Regions from separate parts of the Homo sapiens genome. Here all the other regions are linked to region 2. Evidence: chromatin contacts called from ENCODE Hi-C or POLR2A ChIA-PET data. All regions are on one chromosome and are shown on one strand. Each heading gives the region's core, a stretch centred on a gene start or an enhancer-like site at or near the end of the contact. The rest is flanking DNA. Distances are from core to core; before and after follow the strand shown.

Region 1 (4,364 bases), core at 919-3,418, 340 kb after region 2:
CCTCTTTCCTGTTGCCCAGGCTGCAGTGAAGTGGCTCAGGGTCGACTCACTGCAGCCTTAACTTCTGGCCTCAAATGATCCTCCCACCTCAGCCTTCTGAGTAGTTGGGACTACAGGTGTGCACCACCATGCCCGGCTAATTTTTGTATTTTTAGTAGAGACGGGGTTTTGCCCTGTTGCCCAGGCTGGTCTTGAACTCCTGGACTGAAGTGATCTGCCTGCCTCAGCCTCCTAAAGTGCTGGGATTACAGGCGTAAGCCACCATGCCTGGCCTAAAATAATCTTCACAAAATATTCAAGTAGTAGCTTCATAGAAAGTAAAATGTCAAAGTCCCCTTTCCCCTCCTTCCCCTCTCTCTGGTCCCCGTAGGTAACACTGTCAGCAGTGTGCTGAGTATCCTTTGGTCTTTTTTCTGTACCTCTACATGAATTTGTGTGGTTTTTTATTTTTGGGGTGTAAATGAGCTCAAACTCGGTCCATGGCTGTGGGGCCTGCTTTCATCCGGCCATGTATCATGCAGAGGGACCCCACCACTGCCATGGGAGTTCTGAGCACATGCCCTGAGCTGGGGCTTGGCGAGGCTTTGGGAGAGATGGGAAGAAGTCTTCCTGGAGGTGGTTAATTTAGAGCAGGTTCTGGAGAAGAGTAGCATTGGATCAAAGGGGATCAGTCTGTCCAAAACAGCCTCTGTCGTGACCCGTCCCTGGGGTCTGGGTGGATGTATTCTGCTGCTGGGGGTCTGGGTGGATGTATCCTCCTGCTGCTGGGGGTCTGGGTGGATGTATCCTCCTACTGCTGGGGGTTCTGGGCGGATGTGTCCTTCTGCCGCTTCACCAATGACCCCGACTTGGCTGCCGCTGGTGGGGGCTTCTTCCCGTCTCTCTGAAGTGTCACTGGAAGGAATAGGCCCAGGAGAGGGCAGTTCGTTGGGTTGACAGAAGAGGGACCCTTGGGGAGTTGCCCCTTGCCAAAGTCTCTTTAGGCAGCCTGTAGGGGCCTCCCAATAGCTATCTTGCCCAGCCTACGTGGGTGGAGGATGGGATGCCTGTGGCCTCTGAGGAAGGGGCTGCCTGGGCTCAGATTTTCACCCTCCTGGCCCCACCCCAACCCCAACCAATGAGACTGCAGCCAGTGGGGTCCCAGGTGCTCTGAGTCTTATGTCATGCTGCTTTCCTTGACACTGCCATCGATGTGTAGATGAACCCCATCCCCTGCATCCTAAAGTTGGTTGTTTTCATTGTTTTTAAGTTTTCCCTAACTTAACAGTACAAAGTAGTGCCTTAATTGTAAGACATGGGTTCTGGGAGATAGGAATCCTGTGTGGTGGTTCCAGGGCAGCCACTTGCTTACCCAGGAAGGGGTTGTCTTGTGACTTGGGGTCTCATCCTGGGCTCAGGAATCCTGTAGGGGGAGGGGAGGACCTGGCAGGGAGCTCTGCATAGGTGGGTTTGTGGATGTCTCCCTTTCTGCAGCTCAGTGCTGCTCAAATGTGGGTAATACGTGGACTTCCAATTCACAGCCCTATTGAGATCTAATTCACATGCTGTACAATTCACTCATTTAGTAGCTTTTAGTACATTCAAAGAGCTGTTGTCTCACCACAGTCTAATTTTACAACATTTTCATCAACCTCAAAAGATACCCCAGTACCCATTGGTAGTCACTCCCCACCCCCAGCCCGCTAGCATGCTCTGTATCTCTATAGATTTGCTAATTCTAGACATTTCATATAAATGAAATCATACAACATATGGGTTTTTTGTAGACTCCCTCTCTCTCTCTTTTTTTTCTTGAGATGGAGTCTCGCTCTGTTGCCCAGTCTGGAGTATAGTGGCGTGATCTCGGCTGATGGCAACCTCCGCCTCCCGGGTTCAAGCGATTCTCCTGCCTAAGCTTCCCGAGTAGCTGGGATCACAGGCACCTGCCACCATGCCCAGCTAATTTTTGTATTTTTAGTAGAGATGAGGTTTCACCGTGTTGGCCAGGCTGGTCTTGAACTCCTGACCTCAGGTGATCCATCTGCCTCGGCCTCCCATAATGCTGGGATTACAGGCATGAGCCACCACGCCTGGCCCTCTCTCTCTCTCTCTTTTTTAAAGGTCTCACTCTGTTGCTCAGGCTGGGGTGCAGTGGTGCAATCACGGCTCACTGAAGCCTCAACCTCCTGGGCTCAGGTGATCCTCCCTCCTCAGTCTCCTGAGTAGCTAGGACCACAGGCATGTGCCACCACATCCGGCTAATTTAAAAGTTTTTTTAATAGAGACAAGGTCTTGTGTTGCCCAGGTCTTCAACTCCTGAGCTCAGGACTCCCTTTTGAAAAACAACAACAAACCCCTCACTTGCTGATTGACATTATTCTTACTGTAATATAACTGAAATGTGTATAAGACCAGGCATAAGCACCTTAGACTTAAAGTTTTTACAAAACTATTAAAAAAACAGGAAATAGTAGTAAAACCAGAAAGCCAACTCATTTCCAATGAACAATTACTTTAATTGGAAGGATGTTAACTGCACCTACATTGCCAGCCTTGGGTTGATGGTAGAGAGCTGTGCCCTTGGGCCTCTCCTGTGTTCCCTGCCTCTGTTTCTTGGGCCTGTTGTATAGGGAAGTACTAATAATGTTGGGCTGATGGGACGGGTTGGGGTAATCAGACCTCACATTTAAGCCTAGACTACGTGTGAGCAATCCCTGAATGTCTGTTTTAATGGGGTATTGCCCGATACTCGGAAAGCTGGCTTGTTTGATTGAAGATAAGCATGGAATAGTGGCATTATTGAAATCTGCTTGTAGTGGCTCTTAAACCCACTTCTTTTTTTTTTGGAGACAGAGTCTCGCTCTGTCGCCCAGGCATGGTGCGATCTGGGCTCACTGCAAGCTCCGCCTCCTGGGTTCACACCATTCTTCTGCCTCAGCCTCCTGAGTAGCTGGGACTACAGTCACCTGCCACCACGCCTGGCTAATTTTTTGTATTTTTAGTAGAGACGGGGTTTCACCATGTTAGCCAGGATGGTCTCGATCTCCTGACTTCGTGATCCACTTGCCTCGGCCTCCCAAAGTGCTGGGATTACAGGCGTGAGCCACTGTGCCCAGCCTAAACCCACTTCTTGTAGGAATCAGGAATTTGGCACAGAGATGGGCTTTACTCACTTCACACAGATGCTGTCAACATGCACATGGTCCTGACTGCTAAGAGGCTGGGCCTTTGAACTGGGCACCTCCAGGCTGCCATGGGCTATGGGGTGGCTCTGTTCTCCCTCCCCACCTGCTTTTTTTTTCCTATTTGAATCACAACCTTTCTTTGTGCTGTGTGTGATGATATCATTTGGCCTTCATGGAGAAGGAACTGGATTGTAAACACAGGAGCAAACTTGAGGCTCAAATTGTAGGGCACTGCTTGCTTATGAGATGGTTATTCAGATGACCAGGGGATGCTCTCATTACTTTTTGAAATGACATTAAAATAACCCTTTTAAAGTGTACAGTTCAGTGACAGTACATTTGCAATGTTTTGCAACCATCACCACAAACATTTTCAGTTCCAAAACATTTTCATCACCCCAAAAGGAAAACTCCATCCATCCATTAAGTAATCCCTCCCAGTTTCCCCTCCCCCAGCCTTGGCAACCATGGATCTGCATTCTGTCTCTGGATTTACCTATTTTGGATAGTTCATGTAAGGGGAATCATGTAATATGTGACCTTCTGTGTCTGGCTTTTTTCACTTAGCATAGTGTTCAGGGCTCATCTGTGTTGTAGCAAATATCAGTACTCCATTCCCTTTTATGGCTGAGTAACTTTCCATTGTATGGATAGGCCGCACTTTGTTTATTCGTTTATTATTTGATGGGCATTTGGGTTGTTTCTACCTTTTGGCTATTGTGAATAGCTGTTTGGCTGCTATGAATGTTCATGTGCAAGTATTTGTTTGGATACTTGTTTTTTATTCTCTTGGGTATATACTTAGCAGTGGGATTGCTTGGTCATATGGTAAGTCTTTGTTTAACTTTTTGAGTTTGATGTTCTGGAATTAGACAGCGGTGATGGTTGCACAACTTTGTGAATATACTAAAAATCATTAAGTCATATACAGACGGTCCCTGACTTATGGTGGTTCCACTTATGCTTTTTCAACTTTACAATGGGTTTATCTGCGTATAACTCCGTGGTAAGTCAAGGACCTCTTTACATCCTGCGATTTGTATCACTCTACCATTGTAAAGTTGAAAAAGTGTAAGTGGAACCATCGTTAAGTCAGGGGCTATCTGCTGTGTTACCAGAATTAAATGCATTTTTGACTTTTTTTTTTTTTTTTTTTTTTTTTTGAGACAGAGTCTTGCTCTGTCACCCAGGCTGGAGTGC
Region 2 (4,413 bases), core at 736-3,235:
AACCTTCATCATCAGTCTTCCCTATAAAGTCATGGCTGTCCTATAGGCCACAGTGGGGACACCTATGGCAAAACTGGGCAGTGTTACCCACACCTGGCTAAGCTTGGGGATTCAGGAAGAGATTTGGAAAAGCCTGGGCTGCAAGGCTGGGCTGAACCATGTACAGCTGCGTGGGCCACCCCCCTACCTTCTGATTACGTAGAAACTCACGTTTCACTCAGACGGGAAGCTCTGGCTAAGCACTAAAAGATGGATAAAATTAACATACCCATCTCCTTACCCCAGGAGAGCACCATCCTGGGCCTCTGGGACCTTATCACTTTCAGAGGAGAAGCAGCAGGGTTAGGGAATCTCTGTTCAAAGGGCCAGAGAACCGAGGGGTATGGCGTGCAGGGCTATCAGACAGTGAAGCTGCCCAGAAGAAACTCAGCCTTTGAGGGGAGCTCAAAGATGCCCTGTTCCGGATTCAGGGTGTCCCACAGTACCCAAATCCAGAGCTGCTTCGAGCTTGACACCTTGCCCCAGATTCTCCCCACAGGGGTTCTGGGTATAAAGGATGAGGGGAGGGTTCCAGGTCTCTACCCACTACACGCCCAAAGCATCCGCGTGACACAAGAAAGGCCTGCACAATACTCAAGAGTATTAGGGCTGGACCCAGATCTGAGACCTGGAAAGGGATGAAGTGGCGTCAGCCCTGCGGGCTTACTTGGGGGTGGTGGAGCGCACCAGGACCCTGGCTGCTTCCCGAGGGGACACGTGCCGACAGGTCACTACAAGGCGGGGTGCCACAGCCACTCCGGAGCCCCATACGGTGCCGCACTCCACCAACACTGCCGCGGCTGCCCACAGGGGCCCGGAGTCTCGGAGGGGCAGACCCCACGGGACGCCCACCTCTGGCGGCAGAAGGGCGGCCAGGGCAGCGGTGCTGTGCGGCAGGCGGTGAAGCGCGTCGCGGGCGGCGCGGAAAAGGGGGGCGGCGGCGCAGAGCAGCGTGAAGCCCACCCATTCGCCGGCCTTCCAACAGAGCGGCGCCACCACCAGCGCCACCAGCGCCCCCGCGGGCCGCGCGGTGAACACGCCGCCGCCCTCGGTGCCGGGCAGGCAGCGTGCGTCGGTAAGCAGCAGTGGGCCGGCCACGTTGCTGAGCACCCCGCAGCTCAGCGTGTTGAGAAAGATGTCGGGGCAGAAGGCGCCGAAAGGGGAGCCGCAGACCAGCAATGGCGCACCCTTGGGCACGGCCCCGAGAGGCGACACCGCCATGGCTGGCCCGCGCTCCTCCTCCACCTCCTCCTGGCCTAGCCGCACGCCCAGCAGCGCAAACCAGCCCAGCGCTCTCAGTTGATCCGCCTCCTCGTCCTCCGACACTTCGTCATCCCGCGCCGCGCTCGAGAAGCGCCACTGTTCCGCTGCCTCGTCCCCGAAGAGGCGCGCGAAGTGGGCCCAGAAGGCCGGGCAGCTCAGCAGCAGCAGCAGCTCAGCAGGAAGCCGGGGCTGCAGGGGACGCCCGCGGGACGGGGCAGGTGGGCCGGGCTCGAGGCTCGCGCACTGGGGCGTGCACAGCCCTGGGCGGCCCCGCTCCGCGCCGCCCCCGGGACCCGCGGCCGTTGGGGCCCACTGCACGTGCAGGCGCAGGTCGTCCCTGCAACTGTCGCCAGGCAGGAAGACGGCGCCGGCCGCGGTCAGGACTTCGCTGCCAGCTCGCAGGAAGGGGACGAAGATGCCCCCGTGGCAAAGCACCAGGCCCGGGCTACGGCTCAGGATTACCCCGCTGCAGCTCCACGGGCCCGCCTCGGGCTGTCCGGCCCGGGAGGCGCTCACCATGCAGCCCGCCTGCTCGGCCGCCCTCATGGCAGACCCCCACTGCCTTCTCATGGCCTCTAGGCCGGACACTCGGGAGCTTCTCCGAGAAACAGCAAGCTAGCGAGCGAGGACCCCTACCCGGTCCGGCTGAAGCTGCCTAGCGCCACCCACAGCTGGAAGCGAGAGGCGCAAGCTCTGACTCACGTCTTCCTCATCGAGCCCGATTGGCTAAGCCCCAATTGACCCGACCCGATTGGCTGGGCTTGTACCGAGCTCTGATTGGCTTCCTATTCTGATTTTTTTTTTCCTTTCCCCGCCCTCGTTAGTTTGTCCAACCGGTGGGACATAATCTGCCCCATTCCCCCGGATGAGCCCCGGGGAGAGTAAGAGGAGTGCGGCGTCACGAGGAATCAGAGGAGAGGAGGGTGGGTCCCTTCAAGCCTAGTCTCGTTTGCTGGAATGTGGGAAAGGGAATAGAAATGAGCGCTGACGTGCCTAGATTTGCCCAGGCCACGACAGTACCTGTGAGCATCTGCCCAGGTCTAGGCGACCTTCAGCCTCTGACCCTTGGGATAATATGGACCAAGGAAATCCTTGGCCAATTCAGTGTTTTGAAAATTTAAAAGTAAACCCTATAGCAATCCACTAGGGGGCATGGAACTCTCAAGATTACTCCTAGGATTTTTTTTTGCTGCCAAAGCCCCAACACAAATCTCCGAGAAACTGGATTTGCTGTAAATTAAATTGCCCTTTAAATCGACTATGAACAGTAGCTGAAATCAAAAATTTTAATCATACAGGCCTATATTTTACAGTGTGCACATTTCACATAACATAACCACCAGCCAGGATTTATCTAGGCCAGGGTCCAAATACTTTCTGTAGAAGGCCAGAATGGAAACAGTTCCAGTTTGGGGGGACCATACAACTTGTCTCAAATAGTCAACTCTGCAGCTGTTGCATACAAAAGCTAAAGGAATGGCGGTGGCTGTGTCCCAATAAAAAGATACAGACATTGAAATTTTAATTTCATACAATTTTTTGTGTCCAAAAATAGCATTCTTTAAATATTTTTTCCAACCATTTAAATATGTAAAAACCTTTCTTTGCTCACAGGCCATACAAACACAGGCAGCAGGCCCGATTTGACCCACAAGGCATAGTTTACCATCTCTAGTGTACACTAACATAAACTGCTCTACTTTTCCAAAGAAGTACGCTTTAGGACAGAGGAGGATGAACGAGTATGTCGGGGAGTGGGGGGGCGCGGAGCTTCATGATACCCTCAATCAGTCACCACAAGCTAGACAGTTTACAAAGGTCTGCTTTATCACTGAATTGATAAAATACACATTATTTTTTATTTATTTATTTATTTTTTTGAGACGGAGTCTCGCTCTGTCGCCCAGGCTGGAGTGCAATGGTGCGATCTCCGCTCACTGCAAACTCCGCCTCCTGGGTTCACGCTATTCTCCTGCCTCAGCCTCCCCAGTCGCTGGGACTACAGGCGCCTGCCACCACGCCCAGCTAATTTTTTGTATTTTTAGTAGAGACGGGGTTTCACCGTGTTAGCCAGGATGGTCTCGATCTCCTGACCTTGTGATCCGCCCGCCTCGGCCTCCCAAAGTGCTGGGATTACAGGCGTGAGCCACCGTACCCGGCCATCATTAATTTTTATTAAGGTTACTGTATTGCTTACCATATACAATTGCTACTTAAATTCTCTAATCTTTCTGCCTGAATTCTTTAAATAAAGTTAACACTGCTTGGTATAACCCCAGCACAACACAGGATAATGCTCCCAGTACTCCCAGTGACACAAACCTGCTAGAGAAAGGAAAACGATTATCCATGATAGTATGAGGCAGGAATAAAATTAGGCCATCTTGCCATAGCAGGCGGTCTTCTTTTGGTTCTATGACACAGAAGGTGGCTTGATCACAGCACAATTTCTTTATCCCAACTTCCTAGCAATCAAAGAGTTTTTCTCTTGGTGGAGCACAGGGGCTCACACTTGGAATCCCAGCACGTTGGGAGGCTGAGGTAGGAGAATTTCCTGAGCCCAGGAGTTTGAGACCAGCCTGGGCAACATGATGAGACCTTAACTCTACAAAAATTTTGAAAACTAGCTGAGCACGGTGGTGCAACCCTGTGGTCCCAAGCTACTTGGGAGGCTGAGATGGGAGGATCACTTAAGCCCAGGAGGTCAAGGCTGCAGTGACCTATGTTCATACCACTGCACTCCAGCCTGGGCGACAGAGTGAGACCAACTCAAAAAACAAACAAACAAACAAACAAACAAACTTTCTCTCTCGAGTCCAGTGATTCTCCCTCAACGCTCAAGACTCCAGCATGAACTGTTAGGCATTGGGTTTTTCTGTGTTTACAGCAGACCATGGTAAAAAGAAGTCCCAAGTCACAGCCAGAACGCCAAAGTAAGATCTGTTGAGTGCTAGGCTCATGGACTGAGCCTAATCTTATTTTCCACTCTGCCTCAAACAAAACAACTCATTTGCCCATACAACCCATGGCATCCTTTCACAGTAACAAGGACAACAGGACACCTCCAGTACTTTTTATTTTTTTTGAGATGGGAGTCACCCAGGCTGGAGT
Region 3 (4,222 bases), core at 1,332-3,831, 290 kb after region 2:
GTTCAAGTGATTCTCCTGCCTCACCCTCCCGAGTAGCTGGGACTACAGGTGCGCGCCACCATGCCCAGCTAATTTTTGTATTTTTAGTAGAGACAGGGTTTCATCATGTTGGGCAGGACGGTCTTGATCTCTTGACCTCATGATCCGACCACCTCGGCCTCCCGAAGTGCTGGGTTACAGGCGTAAGCCACTGTGCCCGGCCCCACCTCCAGTTCTGAAGAAGAAAGTGGCTCACACCCTTGGGTTCCCTTCCAGTCACCGACACCGCCGTCCCCAGACAGGGCTGTGAGGCAGGGCTGTAAGGACCTGACACTGAGCACCCACTCTACATTTTCATAAATTATAAGGGTCGTTACCATCAGTGGCTTCCCGTGTGCCAAGTGTTTCACAGGCATTCTCTAAATCTCCTCACTGTTCCTCTCATCTCACCATTTGCAGATGAGAAAACTGAAGGTCCAAGGTGAAGGTTAAACGGCAACAGATACAGATGTAAACCCAATTGGACTCCAACATCCCTTTCATGCAACTGCGGTGCAGCTTATTCTAAATAAACCCAAGATGGAAGGAGTGGGGCCAGGACATCCCTTCTCCTCCAGTCTCCCTCCAGGCGGGCTCTTCCCACTGCTCTTAGAAAATGAGGCCAATTCACAACGTAACTGTGCCACATGCCGCTGTACACTAAAAAACAGTGTTTAGGCCGGTCACAGTGGCTCACGCCTGTAATCCCAACACCTTGGGAGGCCGAGGCAGGCGGACCACGAGACCAGGCGAGACCAGCCTGGCCAATATGGTGAAACTCTGTGTCTACTAAAAATATTAAAAAATAGCTGGGCGCAGTGGCGCGCGCCTGTAGTCTCAGTTACTCGGGAGGCTGAGGCAGGAGAATTCCTTGAACCTGGGAGGCGGAGGTTGCAGTGAGCCGAAATCGTGTCACTGCACTCCAGCCTGGGCAACAGAGGGAGACTCTGTTTCAAAGAAAAAACAAACAAACAAAAAAACAGTGTTTAGCTGAAAGAGAGCAGTCTCCTAATTTACAGAAGGGAAGGCAGATAAACCAAGACGCGCCAGGGACAACAGGGAATCAGGAAGCAGGATTTGAGGCCTAGAACCCAGTTTCCAGATGCCTGTCCATCACCGCACACATCTCGAACTTTCCAGAAGGGAGTGAACTGGAAAAGCGCTCCCTCCCTTCTTTGCCCCCTCCCATCCCCGGCCGCTTTTCGGTTGAGGGGCCGAGCACTCCAGCAAATTTCTCATTGCCCCGCCCCCGAGGGTGTCCCCTGGTCTGGCTGGTCCCCAGATGACCCTTCCGGAGAGGGTCACCGGCTGTCTGACCCCAGGCGCGGGAGCGAAGGGCCCCCGGCACCAGGTCACAAGGGGCGGGCAGGCGGCAGGTCGGATCAGATTAGCGTTTGTGGATTGCGCCCCGGCCCCAGGGAGGGCCGTCTGGCCCCCGCAGGCGGAGGGAGGCGTGGGCGGCCGCGGCTGCCCAGGCGGCAGAATGTGGATTGAGGCGCGGAAGGGGCTCCCTCTCCGCAGCACCCACCTGCTCGCCGCGCTGGGTGCCCAGAACGCGCTGCCAGGTCCTCGAGGGCGATACCCTCAGATCCCTGCCGTCCTTGACACCCACTCCCCTGCAAATCATGGCCCCGAACCCGGGGTTAAGCGAGACACTTGACACTTCCCCGGCGCGGCTGGAGGACCCAAGGCTGCCACAGTTCGCGACTTCGGGACAGCCCATCCCTGATCTCCGGGCCGTGAGCCCGAATCCCCGATGTTACCAGCTCAGCTGCCGATACTCCCGACGTCACACCCCGGGACCCATTCACCCTCACTCGCAGAAAGAAAAAAAAATCGCCAAGACCAAACCATTACAGTAATACCAACGACCGTTGACTGTGGCTGTGCCGGGTACTGCGCTGAGCGTTTCGCGCGCATTGTCATCTCGCGCTTTCCACAGTCTGATAGGCGAGGTGTTATTTATTACACCTATCCTACAGATGCGCAGACCCAGGCTCCGGGATAAGCAACTTCACAAGACTGGAGATTAGAAGCTCCCACCCTTCCGCGCTGCGCTCCGCGCAATCCCAAACCAAAACCCAGAGACAATGGTCCCCGTCGAGGACACACCCTGAACGCTAGAATCCCTTCCCGACTCGGCCGTGGATACGCCCCCAGCCACCAACGCTGCACCCCGAGCCTGCTGACGCGGAGACACCCGCAGAGCTAGGCCCTGGGCTCGGGACGCCCGGGCGGCTGCAAACCCGGCTCGGAGCCGCAGCCCCCAACCCACAGCACTTCCCGAGTCCGCTGGCTGGACGCGGCGGAGGCGCCCCGGGGGTGCCCAGCAGGGCGCGGCACGCGGCACTGCCTACCTTCTGCCTGTAGGCTGCGGATGATGTCTGCCCTCGGCAGCGGGTCGCGGTAGAGGCTCAGCATGTACGCCAGAGGGGATGGCGACGAGGGCTGCCCCCGCGTACGCAGGAGCGCAGTGGCCACCGTCGCAGCACCCGCCTGGAGTAGGGCCCACCAGGCGTGCAGAAGGAAGGGCAGGCAGTGGGCGTGCATGGTGGGCTGGCCAGGCCTGAAAGCAGCACCTCCAGCCCTTATATCCTGGGCCTCAGCAGCCGCCCCGCCCCCACCTTTCCTCCCTCTGGGGAAGCTTTAAGATCATATAACCCCCCTCCGGAGGGTGGGGGGCAGAGAGACCTCCTGCTGGGGATGGGCGAGACCTGAGCCTGGTGCGGAGGAGGCCCGCAAAGCTGGCGGAGGACCTAGTTCCAGGGACGGGATCTAGGGCTCCTGGTTTGCCCGGTCTGGACACCCTGGCACCCTGCTCCTCTAGGTACCAAACGCCTTGATGCTGAGACAGAGCAGGCTTGTCCCGGCAGATTCCCAGGTCAGAACTGCGACTTCCTTACTCGACCTCACCTGGGATCCCTGCCCCATCCTCTCCACTCAGGCTGCAAATGGACCGCAGGCTCCTCAAGAAGCAGGAAGAGAATGCCGAGGGATCCTCGTGGCTCTCAGGCAGACTTTGACACAATCTGGCCGGCGCAGCCTCCCTGGCCACTGTCTAGATGGCCTCGGGGAGCACCCCTGGCCCTACCAAATACTGAAGTGCTTTCCTGGGGAAGACAGAAGGCAGGAGGGACCAGGACGATGACTTCTCCACCTGAAAAGGGAGTGTTCAGCAGAAGCTGGAGCCAGATGGAGCCAACGGGGTGATCCTGGTTCATCAGGCTCTTCCCCGACAGGCAGACATCACCCCAGTGATTTCAGGAGGAAAGGTGTTACCCTTGTTGCCCACATCCCCCAATCCCTGCCTGGTGTGGCAGGGCCACAGAAGACCTGGGTGTCGGCTCAGGGCCACTCACTTTGATCTCTGGGCTCAGCTTTCCTTATTTGCACAAGAGTGATCTTGTCTGGCCTCCTCCCTTCCAGGTGCAAAGTCAAATCAGGGCTGGAATGACTTTTAAAGAAATGTAAATCCCTGCCCCAGTGTCTGGCCCCATCCGTTTTCCTTTACACCTGAGGGCTCTTTCTCTTCTTAGCTCCCCCCACCTACCTAGCCTTGACAAGCACTTAGCTGCTGGCCAACACTTACTGAACACTTACTAAGCGCCAGGCATAGTGCTAAGTGCTCTATACACCTGACTTCTTTCACAGGATGCCTCTAGCTCAAAAGAACCATAGGCTGCTGGCCAGGCACGGTGGCTCACACCTGTAATTTCAGCACTTAGGGAGGATGAGGCTGGCAGATACCTGAGCTCAGGAGTTCAAGACCAGCCTGGTCAACATGGTGAAACCCTGTCTCTACCCAAAAATACAAAAATGAGCCAGGCATTTTTGTGGTGTGCGCCTGTAGTCCCAGCTCCTCTGGAGGCTGAAGTGGGAGGATTGCTTGAGCCTGGGAGGCAAAGGTTGCAATAAGCCAAGATCGGGCCACTGCACTCCAGTCTGGGCAACCGAGTGAGTCCCTGTCTCAAAAAACAAAACAACAACAACAACAACAACAACAAAAGAACCATAGGCTGCGACCTGAGCAGGTTGTTAGAAAATGGAGAAAGGCCCAGCAGGCTCAACTAGGAGCTCCAAGCCTTTGTCCTCTGTCTTAGGGGAGGAGGCTGTCCCACATAGCTGGAGGCCTCATCTAAGATTCAGGAGACCTGGGCTGTCCACCACATGAGCCCTGGACAGTCTGTTAGTTTCCTAAAGCTGG

What was found. Hi-C counts contacts between places; a loop is a spot of excess contacts on that map. ChIA-PET counts read pairs that join two places held with the same protein, here RNA polymerase II (POLR2A). Pooled maps may share reads with other maps.
Region 1: a map with no recorded cell type shows a loop between it and region 2 (3-fold over the local background). The contact joins the enhancer-like site here to the promoter of TYSND1 in region 2. A Hi-C loop is called at or near these places in 3 of 37 single-sample maps with no recorded cell type and 2 of 50 pooled maps. POLR2A ChIA-PET finds 5 or more read pairs at or near these places in 1 of 52 experiments (HEK293).
Region 3: POLR2A ChIA-PET joins it to region 2 with 10 read pairs in activated CD4-positive, alpha-beta T cell. The contact joins the promoter of NODAL here to the promoter of TYSND1 in region 2. A Hi-C loop is called at or near these places in 1 of 50 pooled maps. POLR2A ChIA-PET finds 5 or more read pairs at or near these places in 2 of 52 experiments (AG04450 and activated CD4-positive, alpha-beta T cell).

The regions. Positions count from the first base shown.
Region 1 is chr10:70,488,148-70,492,511 of GRCh38, forward strand. The region is part of intron 1 of PALD1 (phosphatase domain containing paladin 1); the gene reads left to right. Among named protein-coding and RNA genes, the nearest start is that of PALD1, 12 kb to the left of the region's middle. RefSeq lists a silencer at 2,076-2,175. Within about 2 kb of position 2,169, at least 2 of the 41 ENCODE cell types and tissues checked have a DNase peak (open chromatin) inside an H3K27ac peak, as active enhancers do.
Region 2 is chr10:70,144,715-70,149,127 of GRCh38, forward strand. TYSND1 (trypsin like peroxisomal matrix peptidase 1) reads right to left here and starts at 1,986. Exons shown (of 4, transcript NM_173555.4): 1 at 707-1,986. The coding sequence starts at 1,872. It overlaps SAR1A (secretion associated Ras related GTPase 1A), which reads right to left. Exons shown (of 7, transcript NM_020150.5): 7 at 2,575-4,413. RefSeq lists silencers at 888-1,117, 1,448-1,757 and an enhancer at 1,248-1,297.
Region 3 is chr10:70,439,100-70,443,321 of GRCh38, forward strand. It overlaps NODAL (nodal growth differentiation factor), which reads right to left and starts at 2,582. Exons shown (of 3, transcript NM_018055.5): 1 at 2,376-2,582. The coding sequence starts at 2,568. RefSeq lists enhancers at 828-1,437, 1,438-2,045, 2,046-2,655, 3,266-3,875, 3,274-3,568.